2 separate regions of the Homo sapiens genome follow, and region 1 is linked to region 2. Evidence: read pairs that join two places in POLR2A ChIA-PET (ENCODE). Cell type or tissue: CD4-positive, alpha-beta T cell. All regions are shown on one strand. Each heading gives the region's core, and the rest is flanking DNA. Links, peaks and the distances in the headings are about the cores only. Region 1 holds the start of LOC101929538 (a long non-coding RNA gene). Region 2 overlaps FLI1 (Fli-1 proto-oncogene, ETS transcription factor).

The links. ChIA-PET counts read pairs that join two places held together with the same protein. Peaks named below come from ENCODE experiments on the same cell type or tissue, not always from the same donor. Only the 100,000 strongest peaks of a DNase experiment are listed, where the experiment ranks them.
Region 1: POLR2A ChIA-PET joins it to region 2 with 14 read pairs; 13 of 35 experiments call an interaction of 5 or more read pairs at or near these places.

Annotation. Positions count from the first base shown.
Region 1 is chr11:128,683,559-128,691,883 of GRCh38, reverse strand. It overlaps SENCR (smooth muscle and endothelial cell enriched migration/differentiation-associated lncRNA), which reads left to right. Exons shown (of 3, transcript NR_038908.1): 3 at 1-212. It overlaps LOC101929538 (a long non-coding RNA gene), which reads left to right and starts at 4,962. Exons shown (of 2, transcript NR_135072.1): 1 at 4,962-5,657. It also overlaps a transcript of FLI1 not described here. RefSeq lists a silencer at 4,700-4,899 and an enhancer at 5,657-5,796. In CD4-positive, alpha-beta T cell, for the core only: no CTCF peak of the experiment used is centred there; DNase peaks (open chromatin) are centred at 4,363, 4,823 and 5,703; H3K4me3 peaks cover 2,060 bases; H3K27me3 peaks cover 4,013 bases.
Region 2 is chr11:128,734,670-128,742,994 of GRCh38, reverse strand. The region is part of intron 1 of FLI1 (Fli-1 proto-oncogene, ETS transcription factor); the gene reads right to left. Among named protein-coding and RNA genes, the nearest start is that of SENCR, 43 kb to the right of the region's middle. In CD4-positive, alpha-beta T cell, for the core only: no CTCF peak of the experiment used is centred there; DNase peaks (open chromatin) are centred at 3,864, 6,614 and 6,864; H3K4me3 peaks cover 821 bases; H3K27ac peaks cover 4,158 bases.

The DNA of each region.
Region 1 (8,325 bases), core at 52-8,051, 51 kb after region 2:
GAGGGTCCCTCTGTGGCAGACACCATGGCTAGGTTTCTCTTTCCAACTCCTGTTGGTCTGGCAAGTGACAGATCATCTTCACTACATTAATCAGTAGTCACCCGAACATTCCTATACTGTCCCCCAATTCCTTTCAGCACCAGCTGCCTCCCCCACTGGAATTATTCAATATGGAACTAGATTAAATTGAAGACTTGCCCTTTAGTTTTTAACTGTGGAACTCCATCGCACTTTCTGTTTCTCCAAAGCTACGGCAATTTCATGGTTTTGGAGATGGGCGGGGGGTAGTGGAGAGCCTGGCACAGGCACCACTAGATGCATAGACACAGGCACCCCGGCCCTTTGGGACTCACAGACTGGCACTGGTGCCACTGTTGTTGGCGATTTTCAGCCCCCTGGGAGAAGCTCCTGTCCATTCACAGAGGTCTCCACCCAGAAAGAAGACCCCACCTAACTCTGACTAGATGCCTGCGGGAATCTCGGATTTCCTCCATCCAGTGTTGGCATGCCCGTAGGTCAGTTTGCCCCACTTTTATGTAACTCAGGGTTTGATGGTCAACTCCACTGCTACTGCTGCTTTTTTAAATCCTGAAAGGGGATGGGGGAAGCGCCCTAACCAAGCACAATAGTAAACAAGTCTACCCTGTTTAATGTGGTTACCACCAGACATCTGGAAAGATGGTTTGATCCTGGCAGCTCACATTGTTTTCACGAGCAGCCAAAGGGGATATTTTGAATGTTTGCATTGAGACAAATTGATAGAGAGCCTGCGGTGAGGGCCTACAAATGAAAACTGTCTTGTGTTAGTGGGGCAGACCTCCCCTTCCCTCTCCTCTCCCTCCTCTCTTCTCTCCTTCCTCTTTCCTTAGTCTCTGGGCCCAGCTTGGGGAAGGCTGCCCCTGCCCACACACTTGTGCACACCCTCTTTCCTGGCTTACCATGGCTCCAATGGCCTCGCCCTTTCCCAGACTGGGCAGAGCTGCTGAACAGGAGCTGGTATGAGTGCCATCGGCGACAGCTCACTTTCCAGCAGCTCGGGGCTGGTTTTCAAGTCAGAGGCAGCTCACAGCCAAGGAAGCTCTTCCCAGTATTTAAAACAAAAGCTACCAACTGGAGAAAAAAATGTCCCAACAACAAAACAGCCCACCACATGTTTCCAAGTCTGGGGTCACTTACAGAAACCGTGCACATGGGCGTGAATACTCAGGAAATATTTGGATTTGGAGCATTTTCATTTGGAACGCTGGTGAGACGACTTGCCTCGCACCATTCGCACTTGACAGTATTTTCAAAGATGCGGAAGTCCTGCTTCCCCCGGGAGGGGAGCGGCGGGTCGAAACGTGTCTTGGCTCGCTCAATGTCAGCCCTTTTGACCCGGTCAAGACTTTCCAGACACGGGCTTCCCGGGCTTCTTCGGCCCCAGACTGGGTTTGGGGTGGGCGGACCTGACGATCTGAGCCTGGTCCCTGGGGTAACAGACCCAGGGGTGGCTCCGTCACTTGAAACTCCGCAGGATGCCAGGCCTGGCAGAATGTCTCGGGCCGCTCCTCTCCCTCCGTCCTTCGTCCTCCCCTCCCATGCCCCTCTGGTCCAGCGAGGCCGCAGCGGGTATCCGAGCTGGCAAAGGGGGAGGAGGAGAGGGCGGGAGAAAACCGGAGGGGTGGGCGGGCAAGCGCCAAAACTCCAGACTGCACAAATGCAGCTTCAAGTGTCTGGCCTCTCGCTCGAGGCCATAATTAATTTGAGATTTATTTTTATTGGAGAACTCGAGTCTCGTCTGACCTTAGCCAAACAAGGCAGCTCAAGCCGCCCCTGGATGCGCTTGAATGCCGGGGAATATTTCTGCAGGAAGGCTCTGCAGGCGCGCCTGCTTTGAATTTGTTTCTCAGACTTCATCTACTCACAGAGTGAAGGAAGATTTAGAGCCTCTGCTCGCCTGGCCCGCTCCCCACGCTGGTTCTTGCCTTAGCGCTGAGCGGGTTCAGAACGCTACGTGGGAGGCCGCGGCGGCGGGAGGGCCGGGGGCGGGCGGGTTGGGGAGGAGGAGGGTCTCCGAGCCCCCAGACCACGCGGCGTCGCTGAGGAAACCCCGAGGGAGTCCAATCCTGACCAGAGAGAGCAGGCTGACAAGAGGTGGAGACCAGCCAGGTGTCCAGACCCTCGCCCAGTGGCGGATCCAAGATGGGGCCGTTGGGATGGGGCCAAGGTGGGTTCAGCTTCTCCAATCTCCATCACACCCCCTCCTCCCAGCCGCCCCAAACAGCATTCATTCTAAGAACAGATCCGTGGTCTTGAAACTCAGCTTCGAGACCCGCCGGCAAGACCACCTTAGGGGTGGGTCACTGTGAACATTCTGGGGCTAGCAACCTCCTTTCGTCCGGGGGACAGGCGGAAGACGGCATCTCCCTCAGAATGCAGCCTGGGCCCAATCCTCAGGCTGATAAGTGAAGGAGTTAGAGCAAGGAACCTGGGGGGTACACAAGGAGAAAAAAAGGAGGACCCTGCCAGTCCTGCGGGGGTGTTGGGCGGAGGACGGGCGAGAAGCTTTCAGATATATGCTCTGCGCGCTAGGAGAAAGTGCTTTGCACTCCGCGGGCATCGTGCAGGTGCGGGTCAGGGTTACTCCACTGGGTCTCCTGGTCCCTCCACGCCTCCATCCTTAAACAAAATATCAGGAGCGGAAGTTCCAGTTTGAGGACTAGCGCACCTAGGTTTGAATTCTAGCTCTACACTTACTAGCTCTGAGGGCTTGAACAAGTTACTTAACCTCCCTGTGCCTCACTGTCCTCATCTGTACAATGGGGTTATAATAGGACTTATCTCAAAGGGCTGTTGTAAAGACGAAATAAGCCTTTAGAACTTGCCTGGCAGCCAGCACAACTTTGTCATTACTCTATGTATCTTGGCTCTGCCCCTCACATCACATTAACCTCACAATGCCTCAGTTTCTCGCCTGCAGAATGGACTACCTCCTAAGATTGTTGTTAATATTAAATGAGCTAATACAGACACAACGCTTAGAGCAGCGGCTGGCGAAGGTAAGATCTGAGAGGTAGCTATGAATGTCGTTGCGGTTATCCATCAACTACTGCATGTCAGTGTCTCCAAGTGTCACCCTCTTCCCTCTCTCCCTTTCCCTTGTTCTTCCCTGCCCCTTTCCTACCTAAAGCGCTCTTATGTGGGCAATTACCTCCTTTACCTCTCTGTGGGACCCCTCAGAGCCCAGACCACTGTTCAGATCGTGACCCCGGTGGAGCCGGCACCCTTGGCCCCTAGGGGCCAGGCTGGGCTCCTCCCTCATGGGGCCTGGGCGCCTGGGCCTGCGGTGTTTGTCAACAACTCCTGAGCCGGGTGCCTGCCGGACAACGGCAGGGGCTTGGCAGCCTGCAACTGTTTGTGCCCCTCTGGCAAATGTTCGATGGAGGGAGCCGGTGGAACAGACTCAAGATTGTCCCTGCCACGCAGACCTTTCGCCGCCATCAATGCACCCCTTTGTGCAACAATACAAACTTTGTGGCTGCTGAAAAATCCATTTTTCCACCTTGAAAAGAGCTCCTGCAGCGAGCAGCTTCTCTGGCGGCCCACAGCTCCCAGACTGCCGTCTCCTCGCCTCCGCTTTGTCCCTGACCCGTGGCCTGAGTCGGGTTCCGGGGCTCCCACGTGCCCCTCTAGGGCTCCTCATCCCTGAGGTCCTGGGTCCCGGGGTGTGTATGGACTCGAGGGTTCCTATGAGTGGGAGAGAGACTGCAGCTCCCCTCCCCGGGGCCATTTACAATCCTCAGTGCAGAGCTAGAAGTGAGAGCTCCTCTTGCCGGGCTCGGGTACTCCGAGTGGTGGGAGTACCCGAGTACTCTTCCTAAACTTCTCAGGAAAACTGGGGACAGCGAATCCGTGCGCGCCTTAGTCTAACCTTAAAGTATGCTCTGTAACCTCCTGGGAGTCATTTTGCTATCCATCCATTCACTGGTTATTGCTACATGAATTACACTGTATTTCATTCATTCATTCACTCACTCAGGCATTGTCAATGAAACACCCCTTTTTGGGCCAAGCCTCTAGGATTAGGCCTTCCCTTCCTGAAATGACGAGTGACTGCTTCACACGGGAAGATGCGTCCGTGTGACAAGTTTTCCTTTAGAGAGATCTGAGGAGGGTTGGACGCATAATTGGCAATCCTTGGACAGGACCCGAGAGTCTGCATCCCATCACACAGGGCCAGGGACTGCCCTGGCATTTGCCCGACACTCGAGGGAGCTCAGCTGGGCCTCACTGACCGGTCTGGGGAGCACTTGGAGGCGGGGCTTCAGGATGGGGAGGGCGGGGCAGAGATCTGGGAAAAGTATGCGGGTGTTTGCAGCACTGCGGAGAGTCCTTCCTCCTCCGCTCTCGGACTGACTCAGATGGTCCTAAGCTTTGGGTCCCTACTCGGAGGGCGTCAGGTCGCGGCTGCATGGCGTGAGGGGACCCAGTCACCGCCCCTCCCATGAGCAGGGCCTCCTGGTGCGCACTCCCCGCCCCACCCAGCCAGCGGATTTTCATTTAACTTGTAACCCAGGTGTCCCAGCTTCAGTTTGTTTACATTCTTGGAAACTGTTGTGGAAAAGAAAAAAAAAAACCAAAACCCTTCGATGTGCTGTCAAATATAGCAATCTGCGCTTCCGAAGGGCGGGCGGGGCCAAAGAAGGTGGGCTCGAGGACTGAGCGCGTGTCTCACCTGTAGGAGAAGCGCGTGGCGCCCGCATACCCGCACACAACCCCACATACACACGCCCACATGCAAACAGGCGCACGCATGCACACATGCACAGACGCGCTCACACACAAGCGCGCGCACGCGCTTAATGCAGGGAACACGCTGTGCGCCAGCCGCTCAGAGCACCCCACCCGTTGGGACCTGACGCGGCGAGCTGCTCGGTCTTCCTGCACAGGCTTCGCCAGGCTCTCCTGCTCCAAGTTTCCCAAACACTAGCCGCCAGGAGCGTTGCTTCTCAACCTAGGATTCCCGAGGGTCTGTGCCACTCTCATCTGGCCAGGAGCGCCCTAGCTTGAGATCCACGAGCCGAGAGTAGGGCCCACTTCCACCCCTACCCCTTTTTCCCGGGGAAAGGGAAAAGGGACCATAGGCCCGGGTGGGGTAGAAGCTGGGGGTCATCACCTGTTTAAAGACGCTGCCATGTCTTACCTTGATGTAAGACGACGTGTCGGGGACTGTCTGAAACATCGTGGGTAGCTAAGGGTCGGGAACGCCCAAGAACCAGCCTGGGAGGGAGAAGCCTCGGTTACCCGCGAGTGGAGCGAGGGAGAGACGGTGGGATGGTGATGAAGTGGGGATGCAGATGGAGAGACTGTAGGGGTTTGGGAAGCTCAGATCCGCCTAGTCCGGCGAGGGAGGGTCCGAGTGGTTGGGTGTTGAGCACTCTCCCTACGCCTCAGTCCCGTCCCCGGGCTTCAGGCCAGGGGACGGTGAGAACTGAGAGCCACCTCACACCATTGGGTCTCCTCCCTACAGTCCTTTTACTCTCCCCTGCCCGAAATCAGACTGCCGCCTCCCCCAGGGCCTGGGCAGTTTCGAACTGGGGATGCCCGCAGCTTGTTCTGGAAACCAGGATGTTCTAGTTCTTGGTGCGTGTTGAGGAGAGAACGCGACCAGGACAGAGGTAGGACTCCCCTTTCTTGCAGGCTGAGGAGCAGAAGCTTACAGAGCTGCCAACACTCGCCCCTCAGTGCACAGACCTGCTTGACTTCCTCACCACCCTTTCTCTGCCAGCATCCAGCTGCGCTGCTCTTCCCTGCTGGTGGCCCGGGGACGGAGGAAGACTAACGCAAGGTTAGGGAGGTCTGTGGAGGCCCCTTAGAAAATAGGTTTTTGGGAAGAGACTGCTACAATGACTGTCAGGTCCTCATTTTTAGTGGCAGGAGAGTCTTACTTAGGTCTGATAATTTGGGCTGGAAGGCGCAAAAGCCACCCTAGGTTGCCAGGTGCCTCTGCGTGAGTGGGTCTCTCCCTGACTTAGCCCAGTCTGGCGGCCGTATCTCTCCTCTTCCTTTCCTTCCTTCTCTTAACCATCTTTAACGTGGCGGCTCACAGCTTCTCTGGCAGCCAATGTGTTTCTGATAAAGCACTTTTCTCCCCACTAACAAATTCCAGCTTTTTTTTTTTTTTTTTTTTTTTTTTGGCTCCTCAAGCCACAAGAGAACACACACTAGTGCAGGGACAAGGTATATTCCTCGGGCCCAGAGATTCCCTTCGCCGCCTCCGCCCAGGCGCACTTTCTTCAGTCTCTCCCCCAACCCCAGCGACCCCACCGGTCCCCTACATTTTTTTTTTTGAAAGTCGAAGTGTAATTTACAAGAAAACAGAGAGGAAAGAAGGAGAAAAAAGAAAGCCGGAGAAAGGAGAAGACCCCAAAGTCCCACATTTCCCGACTGCAACCAGAACAAGCAGCGAGACACACTGAGGCGCCCCGACCCTGCATCGCCCCCAGAGGATCGGACGCAAGTGGGCACTCACCTTAGGCACCCTTTCCTGCTAAGCCCGCAGGAGCGGAACTCCGGGCAGCTCCAGGATGTGTTAGTTCTTGGTGCCTATCCTGTGTGCCCAGAGCTCCCAGAACCCAGCCAGTGAGGAGTTAAACCTGCTGCGTGCCTGGAGTCAAAGTTTGCCTCTCTCTAGGGCCTGCCCACAAGCAGCCTCAGCTCAGGCGCATCCTGGGGGGCTGCAGGAGCCGCTGTGCAGGAGCTATGCGTGCACTGAAGCTTTCCCCTTCGCTGCCTCCCGCCAGCTCTCTGGGTCCCACTCCCTCTTCCTTTCTCTTTCCCTTTCTTGTAATTTGATTTCCGCTTTCTTATCAATATTCCAACTGCTGTCTGATGAATTATTCTTACAGGACAGCCACCAGTTTGCCCCCAGCTGCTTTTCTAGAAACCACTCGGTGTTACTAGGAAACTTTAAAGAACGCTAGAAATCATGAACGCATATCATAAATAAAGACATACAACTAAGCGAAGCCAAAAGAAGACATGCAGACCCAGGCTTCTTTGAGCTGATTATTTATTCTTTGAAAGTTCCAAATTATCGATATGCAAGTAATCATTCCTCAAACTTGATATCGGTGAAGTTATCTTTTACTTTTTGAGCCCTTATGTTTTTCTTTCGTAAGGGTTACTCCTTCCCCTTATTGAGTCCTATTGCGCCCGCCCTCCCAACCACCACCGAGAATACACCTCTTCTTGATCCACTTTTTCTAGGCAGTATCTATAAGAGCAAAGTGGATTGCAAATGCCATAGAAATAGCCATATTATGAGGTTTTAATTTAAAAAACCTCAAACATTTAAAAGCATTCTTGTTAAGGAGTTGTTTCTGGGTTGTCAAATTTGTGTTTTCTTAAAATTTGGAACGTTGCTCATTCTTTCACTCGAATGGGGCTCAGATTTCTGAGTCAATGCTCATATGGGCCCTTTCCACTGCCCAATCCCAGGGCCATTACCCACAAAATAGAATCTGCATTGCTGAGTTGGTTGTGCTTTGGGGTGGGCGGCACCCCACCCCTCACTCTCCTCTGTGGATCTCTGGCAACAGGGAGTTGTTCACAGTTGTTTCTAACCTGGGTGTGGGGGGGGGGGCAGGGTGGCAGGGGAGAGGTGACAGGTAAGGATGGAGATGGGAGTATGTCAGTTAGCAAAAGCAAACCCCACAGCTTCCTGCACCACTCTGAGTTGGCTTCTGTTTCTCAAGCGTTCTCTTCCTTCCTTCTTGGGTACCCAGATCCCTGACTGCTTTGCTCTGGAACCTTCGAGAAAATTTATTTAGTACCTGCTCCCCCTACCCCCTTCCCCAATTGGCTCTGGACATTTCTGACCAAAAGGCAATTAGTAGGATTCCATTTCAGGAGAAAACACACCTATCATCCAGATCTCCCCACGTGGGGGGTATGAGGGCTGGCGGCAGGGTTATTCGTTATTTCCTTCTCAACAATATCCCGATTTTTCTCTCCCATCCCTCCCCCAGAGTTCCACATATTGAAACATTTTGCTGCTTAATAAGAGCAGCCGGGAGAGCAATGAGGTGAAAGGCCAGCCTGGGACTGTGACTGGGGCTGCCTGGGCTGGGCACAGAGGGCTGGGCTGCCCCCCGCCCCACATTCCTGACCATTGCTTAGGAAAACAAGACAGGGGGCCTGGGGAGGGGGGGGGCCTGAAGGACTAGAGCCACTGCCCCAGATTTTTGTTCTTGGGATTCTTGGGGAGATCATCTTCCCTCCCAAAGGAACAAGCATGCTATTCCAAACAACTGCAAATAAAACAGTAGATGCTCCTATATCAGA
Region 2 (8,325 bases), core at 58-8,057:
GTGAAGCCAACCTTCTCAAACCTTTCTCTCTTGGGAAACTGTGAGAGCAAAATGTCCATGGGGAACCTTGTGGTCCTCTTGCTTCTTTTAATCATGAACCAGAAATGCTCTCAGGTATAACATCAGCCTGAATGGCCTGTAAAATGTGCTGACGATTCCACGTAAAACCAACAAATGCATACTCGTCAGCATCAATCTTAAAATAAAATCAGGATCAAGAAACAAAAACCTTTACCTAAACTTCTTATTCATTTCCATAGAAAGAAGTTGAATTCTCTGATTTGGTCCAGGGGAGATGACTGTGACGCTGGCACTGTTCTAAAATCTGCACCATGCAATGCAGAAGCAACTCGCCTTGTGAGGCTATTGAGGACTTGAAATGTGTCTGGTGTGACTGAGGAACTGAATTTTTAATTTTAGTCAACTTTAGTTCATTTGAATTTAAAAAGCCACATGTTATGAGTGGTTACCATCTTGGAGAGCACAGGCTGTGGACACTTGTGTTTGGTGACCAGACTATGTGCTCCTCGAAACATGCAAAGGTCACTCTGGATATTTCTTTAACATGTCTTGTCTCACAATGGGGCCATAAAACAGATTTGTCACACAAAAGAACACTCATTCACTGATGCATTCATTAATTTAGCAAATATTTATTGGATATCTTCTATGTGCTGGGCACTGTTGATAAAAGCCAGGAATATGTCTATGGAAAAATGATGCCATCATTTTAATGGCGTTGTTGATGACTATGAGATTAGGAGAATTGTGGGACTTTTCCTCCATGGAACTGGCTAAGTTTCTACAGTGAGCTAAATGGGTGAAACGCAGATTATTATGGGAATATGCATGGTAACCCTGGACAAGTGAGTAGCTGCGGCAAACCTGCTGTGTAAACACAGGCTGTGCACACAGATGGGGAAGTGACGACAGGAAAGGAGAAAAGAGTCTGAATTAAATATGGTAGGAACGATGCTATGTTTGAAGCTTAGATGAAATAACAATAAGGTCCTCAAAAGCATTCTGGAAAGCACATGGCATTTACAAATGGAAGCAGTGCATTGTCACCGTCACTGGGAGCTCCCGAGACAGTCCAGGCACAAGCTTCCCCAGCCTCCCCCACTCAGCATCCCAGAAACCAACCAAGCAAGGGAGCCATTGCCTCAGGAGAAGGTGGCAGAACTTGAAGTAAAGAGGTGGTGCAACTGGCTACCAAGGAAGGGATTTCAGAGGACAGGAAAGCCGTGAACTGAGCAGGAATCGGGGGGAGGGGCAAAGGCATTAACACTTCATTGGCTCAGGGACTTTCTGGTCACAGAGAGCCAGCCAGGACCTCAGATGAGCCTTTTATCCCCTCCTCTGCAGATCACACAGCAAGAAGGAGAAGGGGACACAAAGGCTTGACTGTGGCACTTTCTCCATTGTTGTGGCTCTCACTGCAGGGTCCTGAAACACCCATTAGATCTGGAGTCCTCTGGAAAGGCGGGAGAGAGAGTCCACAGTAAGTTGCCCCTGCATCCGGACTGGCTGGGGGCTCTGGCCTGAAGAGTCACCGTAGGCAGAATGACTGTGTCTTATTTTATTTATTTATTTATTACTTTTGAGACGGAGTCTCACTCTGCTGCCCAGGCTGGAGTGCACTGGCACGATCTCAGCTCAATGGAACCTCTGCCTCCCGGGTTCAAGCGATTCTCCTGCCTCAGCCTCCCGAGTAGATGGGATTACAGGCGCCCATGACCACACCTGGCTAATTTTTGTATTTTAGTAGAGACAGGGTTTCGTTATGTTTGCCAGCCTGGTCTCCAACTCCTGACCTCAAGTGATCCGCCCGCCTCAGCCTCCCAAAGTGCTGGGATTATAAGCATGAGCCACCATGCCTGGCTGAGTGACTGTATTTTAAACCAGAGCTTGCAGACTGTGGGCCTTTAGCCCCTTAACTCATTGCTGGTGCTCCTTAAATGTCAAACCCAGCCTGGGGATGCTGGCGTGCCAACGTGCCTGGGAGCTCTTCCCTTTTTCCCTCTGGGTTAACAACAACGTTGGCATGAGAACGGGATCTCTGTGGCTGCACCTTCTCTCCTTCCTCATCTCTCCACCAGCCTTCCTTTCTGTTCACCTAGTCCCCATCCCCATTAGCACCAGGCTGAGGCCCAAACATCATCTAAGCAACCACCTACCACCCCAACTCTAAGAAGTGGCCTCTGAGCTGTAGGGGTGTACCCCTCTGAAGGGAGGACCCTATAATACTAATCTACTCCTGGTCTGACTGCCAACATTGTCTGATCTAAGTGAGGAAGAGCTGATCTAAAACATTGCTGTCATAACCCAAAGGGATTACTGAACTGTAGTTTGGGCGGGGCTTCTCCCTCCCTCCCAGCAGACTAACCCTCCTACTTATTTTTAATTTAAGCTAATGTGAAAATATTTGCATTCTCTGAGCATGCAGAAAATGAACCAGGGCAAGTGGGGGAAAAAGTGGGGAGCTAAAAGTATGTTGGAACCATGATTAGGCCAGCCTAGGAGAAACAAGGTTGACCATATTTATGGGGTCTCGTTCTTTGGCGAGCCAACAGTGTTTAAGGATTTCTCTGACTTAATTACAGGACTCTCATGGGTCATGACTTCTGTAACCAAATGTTACTTTGAAAGGGAAGAAGTGAATAGATAGAAAAGGTTTTGTCTTTAGACACCATAATTTGTCGTGACAACATTTCCTCTTTCAGGCCCGTGTGGGTCCCTGGAGAGCCTTATGGAGTGCACCTTTCAGGTTGGAGATGGTCTGATCTCTCTCTGTCCATGTACTTGTGCGTATACATTCCCAAATATTTATTTCACTAGGTAGCTTCTCTTCCAACTCCCGCTACAGGCCTTAGGGTTTCTTGGGAGATTGCTTTCTGCGCTTATGGGGCAGAGATGTGGGGTGGAAGTTGGTGACAAGGAGACATCTATTCCCTACCAATATTAGGGCACGTGAACCAAGGCCCATGTGTCCCTCACACGTGGGGATGAGAGACCTTGCCAGTGGCTCTGGCCAGGCCTGATGCGGCTCAGACGTGGCCCTTTGCTCCCACAGCTAGAGGAAAATCCTGTCAAAATGCCTTAACGATCTTCTAATATTTCCATGCAATTAAGGCCACATCTGTCTCCCAGGCCCCCACACTCCTTTGCTGGTGCACAGACATGAACCAAACAGTCTGTCTTGTCGATCTGGAAGGTAACAAAGAGCTCCATTCATAACTGTAGGCACTTTCACCATTTTTTTTTCGAAGTAAAATAGAGTTTTCACTTTGAGAATAACCTGTGTGGCAAGCAAGCGAAGGATTTTTCCCCCCTAATAAATCAAATTCAACAGCCTAATAAAATGCTGGCTCCCCCTGCCCACACCACTGCCTCCCTCCCTCCCACTGTCCCACTCTCAGCCAACAATCCTTGGGAATGGAGAGTAGTGGGCAGACCCAAAGGAGGTAGGGAAGGTGAGCTGGGAGCAGATGAAGTGAATTAAAATGCCTTTTGAAGGCTCACGGGCTTGTTTGGCAGATTAAAGACTGAGATGGGTGGGGCAGGGGGGTTGAGGGGTGGGGGCAGCAGGAGCGTAAGGAGTGTGCCTTTCCCTTTCCCTCTCTACCTACTTTCTCAGCCTTTCCGGGCTTGTTTTAAAATACTTGTTTTCTTCTCCTGCTCCCTCTACCCCACAGCTCATCCCCATACCTTCAGTAAACCTGCTGCTTCCTTTTTTTGCATGGGGAAGAGCAAGAGAACCACGTTCCTAAGAATGGAGCAAGTGCTATTGGGCCACACCTGCAGCTGAAGCCCCGGGGAGGAGTGCCTGCCTGTCTCCTCAGAGCAAGGCTAAGAGATCTCCCTCAGCCTTTGAAGCCTCCAGAGAGTGAGTTTGCAGGAGATAAGTGCTGATAAACATCGAGTTTGGTGCTTATCCGCAGCAAACATGATCTTTTGAGGTTCTCTCTGCACTCATAAGCCATAGAGACTCTAATCAGAAAACAGAAGGGAAAATGCAAAACCAAGCAGTATTTGCTGCTGATTTTTCTTCTTTTTTGTTTTGTTTTGTTTCGGTTTACACACTGAAAAGCCCAACATAGATACTGTCATACAAGAGACTCCAGAGCAGAAATGTAGCCCTGGGTCTTTGCTTTGCTTGGGTTTTTTGGTTCTGACATCAAGGGAAGATGTCTTCACAGAGCTGCACATAAAAAGGATGGGCTGGACACTAATAACGACGACACCTGCATCCAGCATTCTCCTTTCCAAAGCGCTCTTAGTCATTGCATTGTCTGGCCCTCATGGCAACTCTTTAAGGTAGGTGGGACAGACGGTTCACAGGTAAAGAAACTGCGCCTGAGCTAGGATATGTGATTTGTCCAATGTCACACAGCTTGAAGTGGGGTGCCAGGAGTAAAAGCCAGATCTTTCTGGCTGCAAAGCTGGGCTCTGTTCACGCTATACAATGCAGAGGCTCAGCAGCTAGAAGATAACCAGGAATCAAAGGGGCCTTGAACTTGGGTGTCCCACCTGGAAGCATTTGGAGAGCTCAGGCGGTAGTGGATGAAGTCAGGTGGAGAGGGCTTCGGGCTTTGCATCATTTGAGTAATGAGAGAAAGGTGAGGCCTTGGTTGTCTTGTATTTCAAGGCATTGTTTATATCTTATTTCTTAGCTATGGGATATTAGCAAAAAGCAGATGTGGAAGATGGAGTGTAGAGTAGAAACAGCATGGAGCCAGAGGTCCAGGGTTCTGGTCTCTGCTCCTCCCCTGCCCAGGTAGCGGGTCTTGAGTTTCAGTATTTTCTTCTATAAAATAAGGCGGATGGCACTTAAGTCAGGAGAGCAGGGTGACGTTAAGGGGAGCATGGAGAATGTTTGCTCCCCTATAAACTCATTCTTCTAAAATTATACTGTAATAATGACAATATTAAGGTAAAACCTTGCCATGACTTGTTAAGGCTCAAACAATGGTAGAACCTCGTCTTGTTGATCCCTTCCAGCTTCAGAACTCAATGGTATTGTCATGGGAGTCTTGAATTTGGGGAACTGCTGATGACCATTTAAGTCCATAGAGATAACAGGCTATTTCCACACAGGTTTTGATTAAGCAATCCTACTTCTGACAGCCAAGCAAGCCCTTGATGTTATATATCATAAGCTCCGAGCATTTGTCTGCAGGTAGATAGAAAGTGAACCTTCCACAAGAACCTCACAACAAAAGTAACTGGAACTGAGCCCAAAAGAACATTTCCTAAGGCTAAAAGTGACATCATTCACATAAGCTATCTTAGGTACCTCAATAAGCCCTGGATGGCCATTTCTAGGATGGGAAGTGAGATTATGGGGTACCCTGAGGCAAGAGGGCTTTTCCTCGATCTCTATTTAAATTTTCTACAGAATACATTCATGCATCATTTATTTCATTTAAAATAAATTTTTAAAGATAAAGGAAAATAGAAATGTCTTGTTCACAGATGAGTTCATGGTTTGGAGACAGAGCTGGACTACATTCTTGACAAAGATTTGTTCAAGTTCTAGAACTCATAGACATTAGAGAGGAGGACCATGTTGAACAGAGCTCGTGTTCCGGTGTGGTGGGGGCTGTGATGGGAGACGCATGCCCCATATGTGTCTATCATTCAAGCCTTGTTTGTAAAAACCCTCCTTTCTGCTTCAGCGTTTGTCTTTTTCAGCTCCCAGTGAAGGAGGCCTGACAATAGTGTGGTGAGGTGGTCAGGGAACTAACCCATTTTACAGATGAGGGAGTGGATGAGCTTGCACCCTGGCCTCCCCTACTGTGTCCTGCTCCCACTGAGCCCTGCCATCCCTTCCATGTAGCTAGCTGGATTCAACAAACTCAGTTTGAAAAAGGGCTTTCCGAAGTCCCTATCCACTTGAGTTAGATCTACTGCAGAATACTGCCTCTTGAGCACTGAAAGATATCCATATTCTTTCACAGAAATATATACATCTTTTTGAAAATGTTTGGTTGGGTTTGTGGTCGGAGGCTTGGCATGGTTGTTTGTTTGTTAGAATGTGCCTCCTTTGGGAAGAATGCAAACCAGGGGCTGTATTGGGATGCTGAGTCAGGCTCTGCCCTCAGTGACAAGGGGTCTTTGTCTTGTTCATGGTTCTCCCCACACACCTGCATACACACAGATACCCACAAAAGTGCATTTTGAAAACTAATAAAAATTGCACTGAAAATATTTAACTTATGCAAATACTACTATAGCAGAAAGTACACACATATACAAAACAGCAGCTATCTTTTCTAGAATCTGAACAAAATTTTCTGTTGATTATATATACAGAATTTGCTGAACATTTGCCTTGGGAAACCAATAAACAATGCAGTTATTGGTCCACTGTCAGCTTAGGCTTCTGTTTTGAGATGTTTTACCTATAGTGGAAATTGTCATCTGTACCTGGCATGTTTCTGGGTGTGTCTAAAATGAGCATGTCTCAAGAAATCTTTCCAGGTTCCTACATTCTCAACCAAAGTTGCTCAAGTGAGAAAGCAACTCAGGATATCAAGCTACCAGTTAGAATTTCAAGTATGACAAGCCTGCTACAAGAGTGTATCTTATCTGTGGCCTCTAGGGTTTCAGAAGCCAGAGGGCTCATGCTACCGCCAAAAGCTGTGGCTTACCAACTCGTATCACCCCTTTCATTGGAAGTTTCTTAAGATTCCAAAATGTGAGAATTATTATCAGGTGTTCTTTGTCTAATGATGTCTGATTGCTCTGCATATATGAATGAATGCCTACAGCTCTTCGGAAAGGAAAGCAAAGAATAATGTTCTTATGCTGGGCGGGGGTGGAGGGTGGGGACTTAGGGGGTGGTTGAATGTTCAGCTCTAGTAGCTTGCATTTCCTGTTTAGTGGGTGTGAGGGGTTTACACAAGAAAGTCTCAGTGTTACGCTAGATGGATAGCCTCATCGATCATGTCTAAGGAATCTCTGCCTAAAGATGATCAATTTGGCCTCTGCATACCACAAGGAGGTTTCAGTATTTAAGAACTTCGGGATCAACCATGTCCTAATTCTAGATACGTGTTTCGATTGTCTTGTCCTATTTGTTCAAAATTCCCTTCAAAGTTAAACAATTTATCAGGCCAGCTCATAGGACCCTTGAAGGAAAATTTGAAAAACATCTTATTATTCTAAATACTATTTTCTGTTTGCAGGAATGATATGAATTTGCAAAGAGACTTGGCATCTAAAGGTGGGGGGAGGCTCAGGAAGCCCTAGGAAGTTCATAAGAACTTTACAACTTAGTTTCCAAGTTCAGACTTCTGGTTCACTCAGCTACCTAGGCCATCATGGGTCACACAGCTGTGATAAAGTTACCTTTCCTATCTTATCTAGACATCTGATAATGTGGATAATGTGAGGATTATTTCTCCATCATCAAATTGATCTCTAAAGGAATTATACCAAACATACAGTCACAAAGTTCTCCCAAATTGGTGATCAGCTCTCTGAAAATTAAAATCAAATGGTATCTTAGGAAGTATGCTATTTTCTTAGATGTATCCAAACCTTAGAAATAAAAAGCCCACCTTAAATCCATCAATACAAATAAGCGATAACCATGATTACTTCTATGTTATTATACAGGACTTTAAATATACACTGAGGTGCCAGAACAAAGTCCTAGGCTGGTTGAATTCTTGTGTCCAGCTCCATCTCTGCCTCTGTCTCTTTTTAATGGAACAGGCAGATGATGCATTTTCTAGACTTATTTCCCCTCATTTTGTTGTTATCAGTAATAATAATGACAAGGAAAATTGTAGATTATTTTATAGTTTAAGACATTGATCTTAATAGGAGCCTTCCCACATCTATAATCTTATTTAATTACTCTAATAAACTGGAGAAGAAGGCAGGATTATTCCCCTCCCCCACTTTGCTGATGAAGAAACAAAGGTTCTGAAGGACTACGTTCGTGGTCATAAAGCGGGAAGGGGAAGAGTGTGAGGCCAACCCTCTGGACTCCCTTCCGTGGGGCCCTTTCCACGAGGCTGCACTTTCTCAGCTGCATTCTTTGCCCACAAACACTACAGCAATTAGTACATTTATTTTTCCATATTGATACTATTTTTCTTTCCCTTTTGATCTTGCCCCTTTGGTTAGATGGTAGGCGATTTTAGGGCAAGATCTTTATCTGTTCGTTATTTACCGTTTGAACTTTCAGTGGGCTCATTAGGGGTCCAGGGACATTTGCTGATTGATGGCATGCACTGGACATGAGCCTGCTGGCTTTGACATTTTAAAACTGCACACTTCCCTCAGTGACAGTATGCCCAAGCAACAGGCCTC